Regions from separate parts of the Homo sapiens genome. Here region 1 is linked to region 2. The links are chromatin loops, found by intact Hi-C in ENCODE. Cell type or tissue: mammary epithelial cell. All regions are shown on one strand. Each heading gives the region's core, and the rest is flanking DNA. Links, peaks and the distances in the headings are about the cores only. Region 1 has its middle 56 kb from the start of LINC01796. Region 2 has its middle 180 kb from the start of LINC01935.

What was found. A loop is a pair of places that touch in the nucleus more often than their neighbours do. Peaks named below come from ENCODE experiments on the same cell type or tissue, not always from the same donor. Only the 100,000 strongest peaks of a DNase experiment are listed, where the experiment ranks them.
Region 1: it touches region 2 in a loop (12-fold over the local background); 10 of 110 quality-filtered maps call a loop at or near these places.

What each region holds. Positions count from the first base shown.
Region 1 is chr2:102,834,189-102,844,635 of GRCh38, forward strand. It overlaps a transcript of TMEM182 not described here. Among named protein-coding and RNA genes, the nearest start is that of LINC01796, 56 kb to the right of the region's middle. RefSeq lists an enhancer at 7,103-7,152. In mammary epithelial cell, for the core only: CTCF peaks have their summits at 5,912 (motif pointing right) and 7,238 (motif pointing right); no DNase peak of the experiment used is centred there.
Region 2 is chr2:103,156,577-103,167,023 of GRCh38, forward strand. No RefSeq gene overlaps it. Among named protein-coding and RNA genes, the nearest start is that of LINC01935, 180 kb to the left of the region's middle. In mammary epithelial cell, for the core only: a CTCF peak has its summit at 5,049 (motif pointing right); no DNase peak of the experiment used is centred there.

The DNA.
Region 1 (10,447 bases), core at 1,722-9,721, 320 kb before region 2:
GCAATGACATGGCTGCCTATAGCCATCCCTACTTTGCCGTGGGCCTAACTCTAAGGCTGAAGGATTATCCATTGATAAACTTCATGCACAACAGTCTCTGTAAAGAAAAAAACCCTCATCCATTTACCATCTTAGGACTCGTCTGTTTTTTTCTGTATATTGTAACATTTCCCTTTTTTTTTCCTTCTGATCTTCTCTTGGGATCCTCTGCTGTAAACAGAAATCTAGAAGATGGGGGGATGGAAGTGAAGTGGAATGTAAAAACGTCTGCCAGTGCCCCATGGTCTCCAACCCACTTTCAGATGCACCGTCTCATTTCAACAGATATAGGTGAGCCTTGGGAGGTGTGCATATCCATGAGAGTGTTATTGCTACAAATAGAAAAACAAAACAAAACTGATGCTTAACAATGTTCAAGGACTTGCCAAGGTCATATGGCTGTGACAGTGCAGAGTGGGTTGTAGATCCAGGGTCTCTGAATACTTAGTCTGCTGGTCAGGCTCACCACATATTTCACACCAGGAAAACAGGCTCAGGGCTCCTGCAGGTCCAGAGCAGTCCAGCATATAAGCAGGTGACTTGAACTCTCGATTTATTACCAAGCTGTTACAAAAGCCAAGCATCCTTCGTTAATCACTCTGGGTTTTCCACTTGCCGGTTGTTACCTTAGGAATAAAATATTCCTGGGGTCTATTTCTAATTTAATGCCAGGATGCAAATTGGGCCTCACCCGTTTCACCTGAGGTGTTATTTATGCCCAAATAACACCTCCTAGATGAGGACTTATTGTGCCTGTTTCCTCCTTTGGAAATTAAGGATAATAATAGTAATCAGCTGCACACAAAGCAATTGTGGGGGGCGGGGATGGGAAAGGCTCAGTGATTGTAACAGCTCACAGAAAACCCAAGATCAGGGAGAAGTGCTGTAGAAATGCTAAATGCAGCAGGAAGAATTATGACATCTCTGCAAATTCACCACCGGAGGCCAGGATAATACAAATGCTTGGCAAATGGTAACTTCATTCAACAAATATATTTTGGCTACATGTAACATTGGAATCCAAAGGTAGAAGGGTTTTTAGATAATAATAATCGTGACTCGATTTTTAAAATTGACATTTTTTACAGTAGTTTTAGGTTCACAGCAATATTGAGTAGAAGGTATAGAAATTTCTCATGTGCTCCCTGCCCACACGCAGGCACAGCCTCCTCTGTTACCATCATCCTCCACCACAATGGTGCATTTCTTACAATTTATGAGCCTTCATAACACATCATAACCACCCAAGGTCCATAGTTTACTGAGGGTTTACTCTTGGTGCTGTACAGTCTTGGTGTTGGGTTTGGACAAATGTATCCACCATTATAGTACAAACGGAATTGTTTCACTGCCCTAAAAATCCTCTGTGTTCCATCTGTTTATTCCACCCAACCCCTGAAAACCACGGATCTTTTCACCATTTTTATAGCTTTGTGCCTTTCAGAATTTTCTTTTTTTAAATTTATTTAATTTATTTTATTTTTTTATACTTTAAGTTTTAGGGTACATGTGCACAACATGCAGGTTTCTTACATATGTATACATGTGCCATATTAGTGTGCTGCACCCATTAACTCGTCATTTACATTAGGTATATCTCCTAATGCTATCCCTCCCCCCTCCCCCGACCCCACAACAGGCCCCGGTGTGTGATGTTCCCCTTCCTGTGTCCATGTGTTCTCATTGTTCAGTTCCCACCTATGAGTGAGAACATGCGGTGTTTGGTTTCTCAAGGACAGAATGTTCTATAGTTGGAATCATACAGTATGTAGTCCATTCAGATTGGGTTATTTCACTTGGTAATATGCATTGAAGGTTCCTCCATTTCTTGTCATGGCTTGATAGCTCATGTCTTTTTAGCACTGAATAATATTCCATTGTTTGGAGGTACCACAGTTCTCTTTGCCCCGTGAAGGATATCTTGGCTGTTTCTAAGTTTCGGCAATTATGAATACAGCTGCAATAGACATCCATGTGCAGATTTTTGTGGGGACACAAATTTTAACTTATTTGGGTAAATACAAAGATTATAATTGCTGGATCATATGATAAGAATATGTTTAGGTTTAGAAGAAACCTCCAAATTATCTTCGAAAGTAGCTGCACAATGTTGCATTCCCACCAGCAATGAATGAGAATGCCTGTTGTTCCACATCCTCACTGGCATTTAATGCTGTTTGTTTTTTGGATTTTGACCATTGTAATACGTATATAATGGTATCTCATTTTGCTGAAGTGTTTTAAGTGCCAGATACTGGACTAAGCACTTTAAACAATGATCTCATTGAATCCTTATAAGAATGCTATGAGGTGAGTGCTATGCTTTTGTCTTCCCATTTTCCAGATTAGTAAAGGCAAGTTTAAAGAGGCTGCATAACTTGCCCAAGATTCCATGAACAAAAAGCACAAAGCCAAGTGTTCAGAGGCGTTCTCAGTGCTGGTTTGCTTGTCCACTCCCTGCTTTTATGAAGGAGGGCCTTGATTCTAGATCTGTTAAAGGACTCACTCAGAGTGCCACACAGAGCAGGACACAGGAAGAGAACTCGGCCTCTGTCAGCTGTGCTGCCCCACAGACAACTTCTCAGCCTTCAGTCATGGCAGGGTTGGCCATTAATAGAAAGCGTTCAGTCCTTGGCCTTATACTGGGAATCCTGATGGCTATTCCAAGCTTCTCCAATCCAGTGCTTATTTCTGAATGCATTTAATGCTCTGATTGGAGACAGGACCTCTCTTGAGTGCAACACATAAAACTTAGCATTGCCTCACAATCAGTTGAAATATGTTGCCTGCCCTGTGCCTGAACACCAGCTGCAGATGAGAGGTCTGTGTTATTATGGTACCTCCCTCCAACCTTAATTGTTTTCTTAGGTAGTTTCCACTCCCAGTTCTCTGATACCCTGTGGTGTTTCTAATTTCTTCATATGTCATAGTTAATTCTTAGAACATTAGTTCCAACCCAATTCTATTTGAAAAACAAATGTTAGACATAAGAAGGTGAAGTTTGTGGGTTTTTTTTTGTTTTTCCAATTTAGGGGGCTGTAATCCCTAAAAAGTCAAGAATTATAAAGTTGTTCATTAAGATAAATAAGAAAAACGTTATTTGTTTTTAACTTAAACTAGAGAGAAGAAAAGCATGAACAGCAAAGCATTGACTAGATTCTACCGATACATTGAAGAATGATTTGCTGTTGTTAATAGGGTGGAGATTCTGTTAGAAAATTCAATATGGGAACTCTTGAAACTGATGGCAGAGTTGAGGGAATAGGCCAGCGTGGGCCCTGTAGGATCTTAGTGTGTGTCAGTGCTGTGGGGGGTTCGGGGGGTTCAGGGGGTCTGGGGGCTGTTGTGGTGTCACCTTGATAGTGCCAAGGTTCCTGCGTGAAATGTGGTTAATAAAGTAATGGTGGATACCAGAGCAGAAGAGCAAGAGGAGCTGCTGCAGGATCACTTGGTTCATTTCACATTGACCACGTAGAGCAGAATGGGGCTGATGGGCCCTGAGTACCTCAAGTGGCCTTGGGTCTAGCTGCACTCTCCTGCTTTCCCCAGACCCAACCACGCAGGCTGGTTTTGTTCTCTCTCTGCTCTGGGCAGGAGACTTCCAGGGAAGTTACCTGTTTAAGGAGGCAGAAGTGGCTTCTGAGGGTTCCTCACCCTTAGGGCTAGCTACGTCATTCATGGGGCTTAGGGCAAAATGTAAACACAGGGCCCCTTGTTGAAAAATTACTGAGAATTTCAAGACGGCGGCAGCAAAGCACTAAACAAAGTGCAGGGCCCTTCTCAGCGCCAGGCCCTGTGTGACTGCCCAAGGTAACCCTACCCCGGAAGCTGGCCCTGCCCCAGCATCAGTGGATGATTGTTTATAAATTCATGAAGTCTTATTCCCTTTTTCTTGATAAACCTAATTCTCTAATGCTGCACGGAAGTAGGTTTTGTAAGTCTTCAATTTCAAAACAGGAAACTGTGAAGCTCCATTATTACTTTTGAGGGATAGCTATGTTGTTAACTTAAGGTCTAACTTAGTTGATTCTAGAAGTTGTGATTTTGGTTTCCCTAGCTTCACTGCTTGGTGCAGTGGACTACTGAGATGGCTACATATTGTTCCTCCTCTTAAGGGCTCCTATTTTCACAATGTGTGTAGCACATAACTAAATGAGTGTAATGCAATGTCATGTGTATAGAATGCATGCATAAAATGGTACCGATGTGAAGAGGGGGAAGGGCTGAAAATTCAGCTGCAGGTGGTCAGGGAAGGCTCTTCAGAGGGCTCCAGGATGGAAGGACCTAGGCACTGCCTCCATCTGTCCTCTCTGCCTCTTGGTAATTCGCAGTGTGCATTGGCTATTTTCCTAATGGGGTGCCCCTTTCATTTGTCAGTAGTAACAACCTGAAGAATCAAAATCCTGAAAACACTTGGGGCAAATGTTGAAGTGGACAACAGGGGCTGGACGACCATTTTAAAAGTAGAAATCAGTTCAGACGTGTGTTCTGGGGTTCTGTGGGGTAATTGGTGGAATGGCCTGTGGTGAAATGAATGTAGAAGGTTTGAGTCCATAAAGTCTCACAGATGTTTAGGCAGAGAGACCATGAGACCTCAACCAAGCCATTGGCAGAGGAAGGATGGCAAGAGAATGAATTTGAGATACACTGTCGCTGTGAAAAATAAAGGAATGAGAGAGAAGTCAAGGATGGTTAAAAAACTGCCATCTTCGCCAAGGTTGTACAGAGTCCTGTATTTCATCTGAGTGAATACCATGCATTCATGATTAGTAATACCCCATATAGCATCAAGACACTAGTAGTAATTGTGCTTGTGTGTTTGTTTCTGATAAAGAGGTTCTCAATTGATTTTTATTTGTTTGTCTTGCTGCCTTCTGCATGAGCACTAGGTGACCAGGATTCTTCTTTTTGCCTTTGTAATTATGTTTGTTTCACATGGCATAAACAGTGGGTACTAAATACCTGCCATTTTTTTCTGACTGATGAGGATCCCACAGATCACATCAAAGCTGTCTAAGTGGCTACTTGGACTTCCTCAATGGACTGAAATGCTTGGAAAAGAAGGAGATAGAGCAATTTGCACATCTGGATTAGCGCTGATTTCCGATTTCTTTGCTTTTAGTGGCTTCACATCATACCTATTGTGAAGGTCTAAACCATTTAGTTTTAATTGACAAATAATAATTATATATATTTATGGAGTACATTGTGATGTTTTGCTATATATATATATATATATATATAATATATACACACAAAAATAATTCCTGTCTATATAGTGGAATTATTAAATCAAGGTGCTAAAAGAGTAGATTTTAAAGATCTAAACTTTAGATCCCAGCACCTATCCTAAATTTTCAAAATTGGTCTTTTTTGTTTGGAGCATAAAAACAAGAGTGTAGGTATTACATATGACCAACATGACTTTTTAGGTAAAAATTGAAATACCACAAAACTCAAATGCAATGTAGCTCTAGTTGCTAGCCACACTGTGAAACTAGTCCTCTGTGAGAAGAGTGCAGAAATACGTGTTTGTTATCCACCTGATGAATTGCCAAGGTGGTGCTATCACTCTCAGCGTGCGACTTCTGAAGTCAGAAGCCCAGCAATTCTACAAGGGAAGCACAGAAGGTTAGAGGATCCCTGATTGATTTTCTGGCAGCCAATACAGGAGAATGAGTCATAAGGTTATAATAGGCAAAAGACATATTCTCAGGGATGCTGCAAACTTTGGGAGTGTAGAATTGTTTTGAGAAAAAGCAGCAACAAAGCATGGGATTTGCATCTGTTCTTAGTGAGAAGTAGCTCTGAGTGCCTCACGGGGAGAAGAAACCAACATCCCCCAAATCCTAAAAATAGAGGCTGCAACTTTTACATCTGCCACTAGAGGGCGCATTTCATCTATAAAGAAATCTTTCCATTGAAAACCCAGGAACTTTCCAAAAGGCTTTTGAGCACATCTCGAAGGGTGGAGGCCTTGGGGAGGGATGAGGGAGTGGGAGGTGGAGGGGCAAAAGGGAATATGAGATAGAGAGTTATTGACTTGCTTAACTCTGGGAAAAGGTGTGTGCCTAAGTGCGAAATCGCCATATATTGTGGATGCTGCATTTTCCTGATTGTTGTAACCTGGGTACCTGCAGCACATATTCCAGGAAAAAAGTAGACTCCGTCTTCGCATATAACTCTTCTACAGAGGAATCTAGACTTGGTGAATGCACCATTGTTCTCCGAAGGGCCCCTCCACCTAAAACGGGGCAGGAACCAATGTAAACACCGGCGTTAGTGGGTCAGGTAAGTGATCCTGAGGCATAGGGGGTGAGGTAGCGTGAGTTAGCATCAGGCTCATATAGAGGACGCAATAAAGAGCCAAGGAATTAAAACAAAAATGAGGAAGGCCGATTAAAAAAGAACATTTGACAGACAATGTATAACTCCAGCTCCTTTCACAGAAAGCAAAATATTCCCAGAAAGCATAGAATTCCCTGAGATAGGGGGAGTTAGAACTCGAATAAGAGTTCTGATTTTAGGCATTCTCTGTTGGTAATCCTTCAATTTTTATAACATTTTCTAGATCTGCCACTGCATGAACTACATAACTGACAAATCTTCAATTCACATTATATTTAAGTGGTTTCCCCATCACTTCTCACAGTTAAAAATACATTACATAAATTACTATCCTGCCTAGTGAAATATGCAACGACTCTGTTGTCTGCCGTTTATTTCTAAAACATTTTGGCACTTTCTGCGGAAGTCGTCTTCTTCTCAGTGATGCCAGGGGACTTTTTTTTTCAGTGTTACTTTGTTCCTAAGTGCAGGATCACAGAGATCCATGGGGAAACAAATAGTGGCATCAAGAGTGGCCTGTGGTGGAGGAACTAACAGCTGCAGGCGGAGGCGGATCGGGGAGCTGGAGTGGAAAGAGGGCAACTGAGGCGATGTCTGTGTCCTCTGCACGTGACAGTCCCACGGAGCTCTACTGATCTGGGGCCAGGCTGGGACTCCGGCCCAACTCCGAGGGGCACCAGGGTCTGGGTATTAATCGTGTGGCAGAGCTCCAGTCTCCATGTGATACACCAACCGTGCAGAAGCGTCCCCTGCAGAAGCACAGGGGACAGCCAAAGCTCTATGGCCCTGCAAACCCCTCAGCATGGCCCTGTGAGTATCCTGCAGAGGACCCGGGCCTGAGCAGTTCCTTCTTCCCAGCAGGTGTCACTGTGGAGTCATTAAAACCGGGAGAAGAGAAGAACTGTGCTTTGGCAAGCCGAGCCCCAGTAAAGGTTCTTGAACCAAAACTGCAGACAGGCTCCGCAGCAATGACACGCAGCAGCTTTAAAAACTCCCTCCACCACTGAGTCCAATGCTGTGAGCATGCGGTGTCTGTTGTCTTTGAACTAAGTTCACCAGATCTTCCAAGTTTTAAAATGGGAGCTAAAGCAGAACAATTATCCATATGGACGTTAAAGGGATAGATAGCTCCATTTCAAGGTGGCAATAGCTATATCAATTTTTGTCCTATTTTCTGACTGTTTGGACAGGTAGTTTTGTTCGTTTGTTTTTTCATTGTGGGAGGTAACTTGATGGCATGGAAAGAATGCAGAATCTGAAAATCCGGATTCAGATTCTTGCTTCCATCTCGCTATGTGTATGTTACTTTGGACAATTTACATAATTTAGAGCTCTGAGACTCCATTCCATGACAGGGTAATTGCGAAGGTTAAATGAAATGTATTCAGGAAAGTATCTAGCATGGTTAGTTACATCTGAATCCAGATGCATCACTGAAATACTGTTTAGATTTCATTATCGTTCTAATATTTTAATATCATTTTGAATACATTCTGTTTATATAGTATTACCCATATATAAAGTATAACCTCTAGGAGGATAATTCACTTGTCTCCTTTGGGCTAAGTCTTGTACTCCCCTCCCCTGCTCCCCCCTGCAATGACTACTCGCCATCTCTGCTCAGATGTCCTGCTAGAACTCAAATGCAGAATTATTATCTGTATGCTCCTACCTCCCTCTCTGCATTATTTATTCCGATTGATGGTGCTGTCCCCTTTTCCTGAACCTTGAATTGCTGGGATCACCTCAATTTCTCCTTCATCACTATCTTCCGTATCTAAACAGATCCTTGAACTTGCAGTGCCGTTTCCAATGTTGCACTATCTTCTGTGTCTACCTGCTGCCCTCACACAGCTGCTTATCAGGATTACTAGTTCAGTTTCCTACCTCATTGGCTTCTGGGGAGCTTTCCCCGGATCCCAATTCCAGGGCTCCACCTAGATCCACAGGGTCAGAATTGTAGGGGGGCCCAGAATGGCATGGCACTACCATACACTTGAATTTCGTTGGGAATCCCTGTCACATACATCTCTGACCTCAAGTTAGATTGACCTTCCAAACCAAAGGGCATGCCACTGACAGAAAGCTCCTCTTAAAGCCACCTTTTAATTTTGTTCCTTCCTTGCTGCATATCTTTGCGATTTCCCACTTCCTGGAGGATGGACTTAACTTCGGAATGAGATGATGTCACTCCATTCTCGGTGCCATGAAGGAAGGGACAGTGTGCACCTTGCTCATCATAGAGCCAAGTGCCTGGCCCATTGTAGACCCAACAACCAACAACGGACCACCCTCCCTTTGGGTGGTTGCCTGGATCACAGCCATTGCCCCTTCCAGGGATGCTGATGACATACATGGAGGGGCCACTGACACCTCCCCTTGGCCATAGCTGTTGACAAAGAGGGTGGGCTTTTGATACAATGTATACAAACAGATACTCTTTACAGAAAATGGAGAGATCCTGAGATCAGATGTCATGGACAGGTAGTCACATGAACATGAACAGCAGGCCGTGCTAAGGTCTCCTGTTGCCATGGCTCCCCGATGTGTGCCAGGGTTTGTGCGTCCTGAGCCTTGGCTGCTGAGATCCGCCATGTCAGGAGATACCATGACACCTCCAGTAAGTTGTCTCTTTTTCTCCCTTTTTATTCAAGTCACTTAGAGTCAGTCCCTCTTACTAGCAAATGACAGAGCATAATCTGACACATTGTTGGGGATTTCATCTGCTCATGACACAGTTCCAATCTACCTAATCCATGTTATTCTCCATAATTCTCGGTCATAATTTCTTCTCTAAAACCAGGTGACTCTTCTAATAAATTTCACTCTTTTCTAGATGGAATTTCTTCTCTCTGTTACTCAAGCCTCTCAAAGTCCTTATTGTCCCAGCCTCTGCGTGAAACGTCTTCAGCCATCAATGACATCTCACTCCTTCAAGCCCTTATGCCACTGCTGGGATGGACCAGTCACTGGACCTGCATTACAGTGGGCTTATATTGACCTTTACCTCTACACTTGTATATAACTCGTTTTCCCATTTAGTTGCAAGACACTTGGAAGCACAGACCAAGGCTTACATTTGTGTTTTAATGTTTTTCTTGTAAATGCTTTATGCCTAAATGTTTCTGTACTACTCTTCTTTCCAAATCCTTATTGTTTAAAAGTTTCTCTCCTACTATACCATGCCTTATAAATATTGATTGAATGAATGGATGAAATGCATACCTGCTTATATTTCTAATTAAAGGCAATTTGGGATTATAGTATTTGTTTTTCCAAAAATGTTTCCAATTACCCATTCCCTTGTCAGTTCCCATGTAGCATGGAAATGCAACATTCCCTTTGTAGAATGTCTGCTTTGTAATTACCCCTGTCAGGGTGATTAATGGATAGCAGTTTATGACCAGGAACCTCCGTGGTGACCTGGTGTTCAGCAGAGGCCACCTTGTCTCAGATATTTCTGCCCCTGCAGAAGGTTTTTAAAAAAATTTTTGGCTTTGGAAAAGAACTAAGGTTGCAATATGGGCACATTTGCCCGCAGATTCCCAGAGCCTGTCGATAGCTAATTGCATCCAGGCGGGAGGACTGATTTGCTTGGCAGTCCCTCCTGAATGGGAGGTGGGATGGTCAATCCAGGCTGGAGCAGGGCCAGTGCCTTGGGCCAAATGTGTTTTCTTCCTCTTGACTGGCTGTCTTCTGCCTGGGCCTGTTTTGCCCTCTGCTGACATCTCAGGCTGAGGATCTCTTTGCTGGTCTTGCAGGGCCAAAGGTGGCTGGAGGGTCAGGAGGCAATAGGAAGTAGGGCTTCCCCACCCCTCCTGCACTGGCTCACTGTCCAGTCACTGAGGTTAGAGGGATGTCTGGCCTAACCATTCCATTCTTCACGTTGCTGTTGTGAGTGTCCTTGTTTCTCTTTTTCTGAGACTCCTGGATTACTCCTGGCCACAGCTGCTCTGCTCACCTGGTGGAAAGCAGTGCTTCCTTCTCCAGGAGAAAATCCGCAATGGCTGGAGCCACGGGTGCAAAGAAAGCCCATGTACTGGGAGCAAGGAAATGAGGC
Region 2 (10,447 bases), core at 685-8,684:
TTAATAAGATCCACTCCTGTTGTATCTTATTTTTAAGAACAATTAACTCAACATATATTCACCCAGCATCTACCAAGACACACATTGCAGTAACCCTTAGAGATACCAAGAAAAGCAGTAATTGTTGCTCTTAACCAATCAAAATGTAGACCAGGAGATAGAAAAATAGTGTATGTGTTGATACTTGTTATAAACAACCACAAGGTATTAAGGCATTAAGGTTGAGAGGCTACCACTGCTTCAAACTCCTCACACTGTAGTTTGTTTGTTTTTCTAGAACAACCATGAGCAGAAAACTACAAAATTTAGTCCAATATTTAGGTGTGTATTGGGTTCTTCCCATGTCATACTTCAAGACTTTGTGATTCAATTTGGGACTGGTAATGGTATTTCCCAAAGCTTAATAATATCCATCATCATTTAGGTACTGGGATTTCAAGATGATCACTAGAAAACTACTTATGAAGTACTCTTGGCATCTTGCATTTCTCTGAGGGAGCTGGAGAAAGTGGCCAAAGCTGTAAGCTAAGTGTTTGCTCATACAGTTTGCCTTAGATAGGGATCACAAAATTTGGACTTCTCTCCCATTCTACCGATCCAGTACTTCCAAACATATTACAGCTTTAAATTCTGTAGGGGACTGAAGGACTACTTAGAGAATGAAGAGAAAAAAGTGACTATCCAGTTTAATTTTTCTAAACCACTCCACGGAGCTCTAGTAGCTTCATGTATAGCAAATGGAAAATTCACTCTGTTTAGAGCCTATCCTCACAAGAAAGACATTTGACATCAGAAAACCCTAGGCTACCCACCTCCCGCCCTGCCATGCTCAGGAGCAAATCTCTGACTTTATGAAGTGGACAGTTTTTTGTATACTTTTGATAGGTTTGTGTGTGTGTGTGTGTGTGTGTGTGTGTGTGTGTGCAGTGTGTTGCCTGCTCCCTGGAATGCCTTAGCACTGGAAATAGATTCAGTCTCTTCCCTTTGATTTCCACAAATTCCTTAATTTTTTCTTGTGTTATATTTTGTGGAGCTTCCGGTTTGGGTTTCTTGCTGTGATGTGGGAACCCTGTTGCACTTCTGGAGTTATTTTTGTATTTTGAAAGTTGTCAGTAAGTTACTGAATTCTTTTGGTTTCCATTTTATATTCCTTCATTGAGGTACTAAATTTCCTTACACACAAAAAAGGAGCAACATAACAAACAAATAAAAGCAAAGCACCGAAGCGGGTGGATCACTTGAGGTCAGGAGTTCGAGACCAGCCTGGCCAACATGGAAAACCCTGTCTCTATTAAAAATACAAAAATTAGCCAGGCATGATGCCGAGTGCCTATAATCTCAGCTATTTGGGAAGCTGAGGCAGGAGAGTTGCTTGAACCCGGGGGGCGGATGTTACAGTGAGCCAAGATCATGCCACTGCACTCCAGCCTGGGCAACAGAGCAAGACTCCATCTCAAAAAAAAAAATGAAGCAAATGATAGGGGAAAATACCTATCAAGTGTGTGGTGGGTCCTTCCATCCACATAGGGCTTTCTCCTTGGTGTAGGGTTTTGTTGGAATCCCTCTCCCCCAGTTTTGGACTTCCATAGCTGGCAGCTCCTTTCTAGACTAGAACTTTCCACTGCTGGAACAGGGAAGCCACCTAGCTCCTGCTGAAGGCCAGCTTTTGGGTGATGTGACAGGCTGAGCCTTGCTGTTTGGGTCTTATGTTCATTACAAAATAAGTTTCACCAAGCTATTGCTTAGGAGTCAGAGAATGAAGTTTCAGTTACTATTCACAGAGAAGAATATAATCTATATTAATGAAGTGGAGCATTTGGCCAGGTGTGCTATAATCCCAGCACTTTGGGAGGCCGAGGTGGGCGGATCATGAGGTCAGGAGATCGAGATCATCCTTGCTAACACGTTGAAACCCCGTCTCTCCAAAAAAATACAAAAAAATTAGCCGGGCGTGGTAGCAGGCACCTATAGTCCCAGCTAGTCGGGAGGCTGAGGCAGGAGGAAGACATGAACCCGGGAGGTGGAGCTTGCAGTGAGCTGAAATTGTGTCACTGCACTCCAGCCTGGGCAGCAGAGCAAGACTCCGTCTAAAAAAAAAAGAACTGGAGCATTTCACCATAGGTTCACAATACTTGACACAGAAAGTAGAAGGTATAGAATTTTAAAAACTCATGCCAGTCAGGGAGCGGATTTTCTTTTTTGTATAGGGGAATAATCTCTTCTTTGTTCTATAAATGAAGAAGATTGGATTCCCTGCCTTAGGGGAAGGTAGAAGCTTTTTGGCTCACTGAAGCCTGAACTTTTTGTAAGAGCCCTTGATATATGGGGGTTCTGCAGAGAAGGGATCCATCCCCCTGGTAAGTGTAGTTCAAAGTGGGAAATTTATGTTCCCTGAAATGTTTAGAGAAAGTTCAGTGCTGATAACATGAACCCAAGACCTCCTCAGTGGGGGCCCTGAGCTTGGAAGCCCTTTTGCTCTTGACTCATGATAGCCTTGGGCTTGGGGGAGCTGAGCATCCAGTGGGTACCAACAGAATTCTGCCCTTGGATCCCAGCATAAGCCATTGCCACAGAACCGGCGGGGATGTGGGCCATGGCAGGCATCTACCCCACAATGCACAAGTACCCACCAGGCTCTACTAGGTCCCTGCCTAACAGTGACACCTTGTGACAGCAGAAGAGGCAGTGTAACTATTATCTCAGGGGCCAGAATAGTCAGCTATTAATAAACCGGAAATACTTTTTACCATGGACCTAATCTGGAGTTTAAAAACTTATTAGCAATGCCCCACATATGTTCCTTGCTAATAACAGTGTTGGCAGATGGGTTGATTTGATAGCAGGGAAACTTTCACATCCTCTCCCCTTAGATCAGTAGGTGTGGGGAGAGAGGCAGGTGGTCGTAAGACACCAAAAGCAACCCCACACATCCAAGCTCATAAATTACCCGTGGAGTGACGTTTACAACTCTTACTTAACGATTTTAAAATACAACTGGGTTAACTTAGGGAGTCATTGAATGTTAGTTAGGCTGATGAACTGAAAAGGCAGTGTGCATGTGTATGTGCCTGGGTGTGTGTATGTGTGTACGTGTGTATGTTCTACTGTAAGCCCTAGTGGAAACTCTGCTATGGTCCCACTTCACTAGATCATCCTGGCTCATTCAGTGGAGGGCATCAAATTCACAGGCTTAACTAGGAGAGACTGACTTTTGTGCCTTGTCTGTGCTTCAGAGCATCCACTGGACTCCAAGAAGCCTATGGTCAGCTGTAGCCCCCATACACACAAAAGAATTTTTCTTGCCCACTCTACCTAAAACCAATCTCTTTCAGTGTGACAGAGTCTTGAGAATCTGTCTGATTCTTTGGTGCTTCATTCTGAACTGGTCCTTTTGTGGAAGGTTGAAATGTCCTCAGTTGGAATGCTTCCTGTTCAGGTCACTATCACTGATGTCTGAGCCTGGGAAAAGTCAAAGGATGCTCAAGGAGTGAGGTTGTGTTGATTATTTCAAAGTAATTTTATAAAAATCAGGCCAAAAGATGGTAAACTACAGTTCTCTTTTACTTAAAGAACATCATATTGAGAATTCGTTAACAGTCAAACCAAGCAAAGTTTCTCCTACCTACGGTCAGTGCAGTATTTTGAGAAACAAGTGGAGAGTTATAAGAAAAAGTCACTGTGCTATTGATCTGTGCTAATGGCAACGCAGATGATGACAGCAGATGAATTTAAACGTCTGAGCTAAAGAATTGTGTACCTTTTGCCCTAAACATGGAGAAAATTTAAAATGCTCTAAGAATCCCCTTGTTCTAACCTTTCTTTCTCCACTTTTTAACATATGGAGCTTTCCTGCAATTTAAGCAACCACATTCCAGAACACTAGGTTTAGAGAAAAGATAGGCTAGAGTAGAAGCAAACTGACAATTTATACTTTTTTTCTGCCTTCTATATAAGTTAGTGCCTGTTAATTAACCGGTGTGAAAAATTCAACATTACAGGGTAGGGTTATTAAACATTTTTAGGACCAATACAGTGGCAACAGCCTCAATCAGTGTAATGTACCCTCCTACAAGTAGTGCTTAATTACAGGGATTAGCAAGCAATGACTCTTTTAGTTAGCTTTAATTTTTCCAGACATATTCCAGCCAAAAAGCCTGGCTCCTCCATTTCACTGGTGTGTATGATACCAATGCGGAATCCAGTGGCGAGAAAGCGACTAGAAGACAATCTATATAATTGGCTGAAATGACATCTCTGAGGAGCAGATGCTCTGTAATCTTGCAAATCAAATTAAAAGCAAAACAAACTATTTCCTTTTAGCTGTGACCGAATTCAAATGTCCTTTTGGTATTAAAGGAGCAAAACAGTCTTAATTGTTTATTGATTATTCAAATCATATAAGCCTTAGATATATTAGTGTGGTTTAACTGGTTGTTTTTTAGCACAGGGGTCAGGGCTTAATGGGAAAGCCGGGTGCCAAGAGCTAAGAATCTCTGCTGCGTGAGAATGAGTCTTGATGTGCCTTCTCTGTTTGGGACGACCTGGGATGTGGAGCGCAGAGGTGGCCCCTTCATTAACCTGCGGGTTGCAGGAGCATTATAAGTAGTTTTTCTAGCTGACTGAAAATGAGCCTTGAGACCTCTATACGGAAACTTCTGTTTGGTCTTCCTTGCTGTGGAGACACCTGCCAAAAGTGAGCTGGCAAAGGATAAGAAGCAGAGCGGGGTGGGGGGATCCTCAAAGATGATCCGTTGCTACCCAAATGAGTTTTTGGTCAAAGTCTTTGAGCACAGTGCAAGAATGAAAAATAGAGTGGGAGGAATATTTTTCAGCTATTTTGCAATCTAATAATGTCAGCTTTCAGGATTGAGGAGAAGGAAAATATGGAGGGCAATGGAAAGGATTTAAGAATATTCTGAGATTAAAATGTTATCTTTAAATATTGTACTTCAACTGCACAGCGACCAAGGACTTTCATGCTGCCTGCCAAGGGTGACTAAATCTCAGTTTCCTTGTAGTAGAAAGTAATTAGCTGTTCCCTGCCACCACTAGGTGGAGATGTAGGTTTACACAGAGCTGACTCCCTGGCTAAAAATGGCCTGTGATGGCTGAAAAATCCTTAAGGAAAATTTTAAATGTTCAAGATTGATCAATTACGAACCATGTTGGTCACAAATTCACACTAATCTTTAAGGGTCCATCCCCTTAGATTTTAAAAAATCCTACATCACACAACAGCAGCAAAAATCCTTCAGTGTGCAGTTGTAAAGTTGTCCTTGTGAATTAGAATTATTATTTTTTAAGCCATAAGCTCTGATGTTTAAGACTCTGAGAGAATAATCACGCCATGTTATAAATTGTCTGCTGCCAATACACACATATTTTCCTTTATTCTCACACCAGCTGCTAGCTCATGCTATCAGTGGTCAGGAACAAACAAACAAAAACCACCCCTAAAAAAAACAGCACAGAGCTTCCTTTCCAACTTCACCCATGGAAGTGTGCCAGGAACTGGCAGGAGTTGGGAATTGTGTGTTCGAGTTTAAGGGGTTGTTTCTAAATGTAGTACTTTTTGAGAATCTCATTACCTCACATCTTGATGTGTGAAGTATGATTCACAGCGCAGTTTGCTAAAGGCTAGTTAGCTCTTGTCTCAGCGGTCTTAGGTGTCTAATATCGTATTAATCAAACCTTAGTGAAATGAAGCATTTCAGTTTGTTTTGGCTAAGCCTCTTCTCTCTACTGAGTTGACCCCTTTTCTTTTATGTAAACTTTTCTATACCCATTGGTGGATGGCATGGGCTATCAGATGGCTTCCAGAATAGACAATGGATACCAACCGTTTTCTAGAAAGGCAGAGAGTCATTTATTATTCCTCCTTTCACACTTTGTCTCCCAGATGAAAATGCTTCTGAAGTTCATTTAATCATTCAGTCACATTTTCTCTCCCCCCCCATTCTCTTGGTCTCTTTCATAGAAAGAATACCTCATAGATTTCATCTAAGTTGCCCATGTAACCCTACTCTTCAGAGGGGCTATTCCACCTGCCAGGATCCCATTTAAAGACCCAATTTTCTCATGAAGAAAAGGGACTCTCCATTTATGTCTGGGAAAGTTCAAACAGCAATATAGTCATTGCTTCATTGCAATTACGCAAGTCAAAATCTCTTCCAAAATGAGTATCAAACTTGAAAAATGGTGAATTTTGATAATAAAGCCATCATGGCCAAAATACATTAAAATTCTTATTAAATATTTTCTCCTTAAAATTTCAAAATGCTAAAATTTTTATTACTGTGCAGATTAATCTATGAAGAAAGGCAGAAGTCATTTTTAGTGCCCCATATTTACCAGTTTAAAAAAAGAAGGAACAAACAATTAAACATTTAAAAACCAAAATTTATATCTAAAATATTGCTTTCCATTTTGCCATTAATTTGTGTCTATAATAAGGTAGTATTAAGGTAACCTTCAATTTGTTTCTTTTATGTACACACCCACAATTAGGACCATACAAAATCAGATAATTTGTTCACAACGAGCACTATGTAAAGGGAAGCCCCATTTTTTAATTTCAATGATAGACTTTTTAAAAAATCATATTTTATGTCAGTAGATGTCACATTTATTAGATATTTTCTGATTCTAGGGGAAGGGGACTAGGTGTGGAGCACATCCTTCCTTGAATAGACATTAAATGCAGGCACGTTATGAGCAGAGCATTGCACGAAGGTTGAGGAGGATGCAGGGCTGACCAGCCCTGTTCTAGACCTACAGGAGTCTCATAGGCTAATCACAGGGTTCATGCATTTTAGGAACACCAACATCAGCATGCTACAAATATTATCTGTAAAATGGCTATTCTCTCTTTAGCAAAAGGAGCCTTAGAGTGTCTGGTAGAAATGTGAAATCTTTTATCCACAGGAAAAAATAAAACTTACCTTTATTAATAAGATACAACTTGTGTGTGTGCTTAATATGTGCTAGAGACTATACTGATTTAATCCTACAAAAGCCCAATGAGATGGGTACAATTATTGTTCTCATTTTGCAGAAGAAATTGAGTAACATAGAGGTGATGGAAGGTGCCAAAGAAGACACAGCTAATGAGTAGCGAGGCTACAATTCATACCTAGGTAATCGGACGGCAACATCAAGGATCTTACACGTTTTGCTGTCAAATACGAGTTCGTATTTGCTTTCAGTATCTTGTAACTTTTTTAATGAAGTTTTTCTTAAATAACTTGAACATATTAGTTATCCACAGAAATACCTTATAGAAGTACCACTTTTTTCAGAAGAGAAGCATGTATTTTTTTTCCTCAGCTCAAGTCCTCTTGCATATAATGCTATATTTAAAATTTAAAAATGACATTTTTAACAAGTCACTAGTTCTTTCAAAATAACTATAAAATATATTTTTAAAATTTTATTGTGCTGGTACACTGAATTCTAAAACCGTACACTTATATGAGGAGCGATAGTTGGAAAAACTGTAGTTATTTATTAGTCAACATTATTCCTTGCCATAGGTAGAAATGAATTAAGATAATAAAATATTTTAAGAATAAAACTCCATATTGATAAGTGAAAAGAACTGTTTCAAGCAATACTCAAAAATATCTGTCACACACACATTCAACACACGCATGAGATTGCTTCTGTGCAAAGTCATATGATCAACATGAACTTTCTTTGCTCAAGGGAGACGGACACTTTTGAATCATGAATATTGATAAGAACTAGTCCAGTTTAAAAGTGAAAGTCAAATTTCAGGCAAACTAAAACTTAGGAAAGTCCATATCTAGAAAAAGCCAAATCAGAACTTCATGCATGCCAGGAAGAAACGAAATTTCACTCTTTCCTCAAACTCCTCACTCTCCTCAGTGAGAGCCTGTCCCCTTTCATCCTGCATAAGTCTAAATACCACCTAATCAGTTACAGATTGGGAGGGAAAAAGGAGTGCTTGCCTAATCAGCTTTCTCCTGAAATATTAAATATTAAGAAAGGTCTCAGGGGAATCAGTCCTTGATATGATAACTCACTGATGTGTGTGTTCCATGTGCCGACACAAGCATACCTTCTAAGAAGCCAGTAATCATGAAACTTAAGGGTCATGCAAAGAAACCTCACGTTAAAACAAAAAAAGGATTGGATTGGTAGATGGAGTAGGGAGGAAAATTAGTTTCAAGAACCCTTCTTAACTAACCAATTATTTTGGCTTATCTTGTTATCTGTAATAACTCCAGCTGGACCCCAAATGAAACGTTCAAAGAAAGGCAAGCAAGCACTGCAGAAGAGATGGACTCAAATGGACTAAAAAGGCAGAGCTTGTTTTTGGCTGTAGCGCCCTTTTGCCATGACAAAGCTGGGAAAGGAGACACGCAGTCTGTCGCATTTATTTCTGATCAATCTACATAAGAATTGTCAGGCTGGCACGTTGGATTACTGCTGACTTGTGAGTTGAGATCCATTTGCTTCAGGTTTTCACTTTTCATTCTTAGAAGCCCTGGTCATCTCCACAGAACTGTATTTTGTGGATGTTTTCATTGTTGGGAATGTTGATCAAATTAGGTGGAAAAAAGAAAAAAAAAAAAAGGAACATGACCACCTTGAGATTCTCCTACATTGACAGAGCACACGTTTGATCAAAATGCAATGTCATTCGTCTTTCGTGGCTTTTTGTCGATCATGTTTGCTGGAAGGATAAGTGAACTCCATGAAAAGACATTTATCTAAATTATCCTGATAAAGTGCCATCACTCTGGGTAAAAAGAAAAATGAGCGAGAAGGCCAGACTCTACGCACATGCCTTCCACTTGAATTAACCGAGGAAAAACATAAAGACACATCATGCAACTAGTATTTTACATACATATGTGTGTGCGTGTAAACTAGGATCCTCTGTGCTAAAAGTTATCTTTGTGCTTATTCAACTCTTAAAAACACTATCAAAATCCTTATAATATACCGACCTTGATATAAACCAAGAATCATCACCGGCTCACTGATAGAAAGCCAGTAACCAAATTGTAAACAAATATAGGTAATGTCTGAGAGTCTATGTTGACAAGTAGATAAGAAGATAAATGTAGAGTTTTTCTTAATTAGCCTTTCTTAATTAAAAACAGGAGCAGTATTGTGATCAAAATGAACTCTGGTGGGAGCCTGGTCACTTGGTCTTCTGGGTATCACTTGAGGAAAATTAGATTTTTTTTTTCCCTTCTAGGATAAATTGTGCACTAAAGAAGGAATAAATGGTGTCTGTGAGCAGTGTCCCCTTGGTTTTTATCTGCGTGAGATGGATGTGCCTCTTGTCGTTTTCAGAATGGCGTGGGGGCAGACTTAGCCATCATTAGCACCCCAGGATGGATCCAATTCACTAATTACTTATGCTGTCCTGGTTCACTGAGATTTAAGTACCAAGTCAATCCCATTATCTGCAGTCTCCCAAGCTTGCCAGAGCCATCCGTCTTTCATGGAAAAGAAGCACAAGGGTTATCAATTGGGCCCTGCAAGACTTGGGATTTTCCTACTTTGGGAGAAGGCAAGATTAGTCCTGACTCAAGTCCAGGCCCCTCTAAGCCGCCACTTTGGATGCGATAAAAGAAAATGGTGACAATTATCCATAACTATGTGAAACACCAGGAGGGGAAAGGCAGGGAGCAAGGGGAAGGGAGGGGCGAAAGGGAAAAAATAATAATAAGGAGAGGTAAAAACGCACAGAAAAGAAAGAATTCCTGCTCCGCTGCAACACCAGGCCTGTGGTTCCAGGCAGTTTTTCACATCACCTCTGAGCTACAAATGACAATTCATCTGTTACAAACACATGATAATATAGTCAGAAATCAGGAATTAAAATATTCTGAAGGCCTGAGGCCCCCTCAAAGAAGAGGGATGGCAGGGGAGGGGGCCGCAGGAGGGAGAAGCCGACCCGGGAGCCTCCTGGGAGGGCCTCCTCACATTCGCCATGTTCAGTGTCCCTGGGCTGTGAGGCCGGGCCTCTGCTGTGTGGGATGGGTGATTGGCACCTGCTCTGCGGAGGGGAAGGGCCTGGCAGCTCCTGGCAGCATTGTCACGTTCATTTGCACACTTTAGGAAGCAGCAGTGTGGCTACTAATACAAAAAAGAATCTTCTAAGCAGCATGACATCTCTTGGAATGGAATATTTGTCTTTACAAATGATTGCTCTGCTGCCAGCACTTGACACGGTGCTCGCAAACATGTGTAATTGTTGGAAGTGTAATGATGATTATTTGCATATTTAATGTTCAAACAGTACTGAAGAAGCAACCTAGACTAAACCTTTTAGGGGAAGATTTGAATATGTTGGGCATCAGCCTGAGGAGTCCCAGGAAGGAGGAGGCAGCCAATGGAGAGCAAGTGCGGGAATAATTGGCTTAAAGTTCCACTGCACCACCCTGCCTTGGTGCCTTTATTCGTGTAC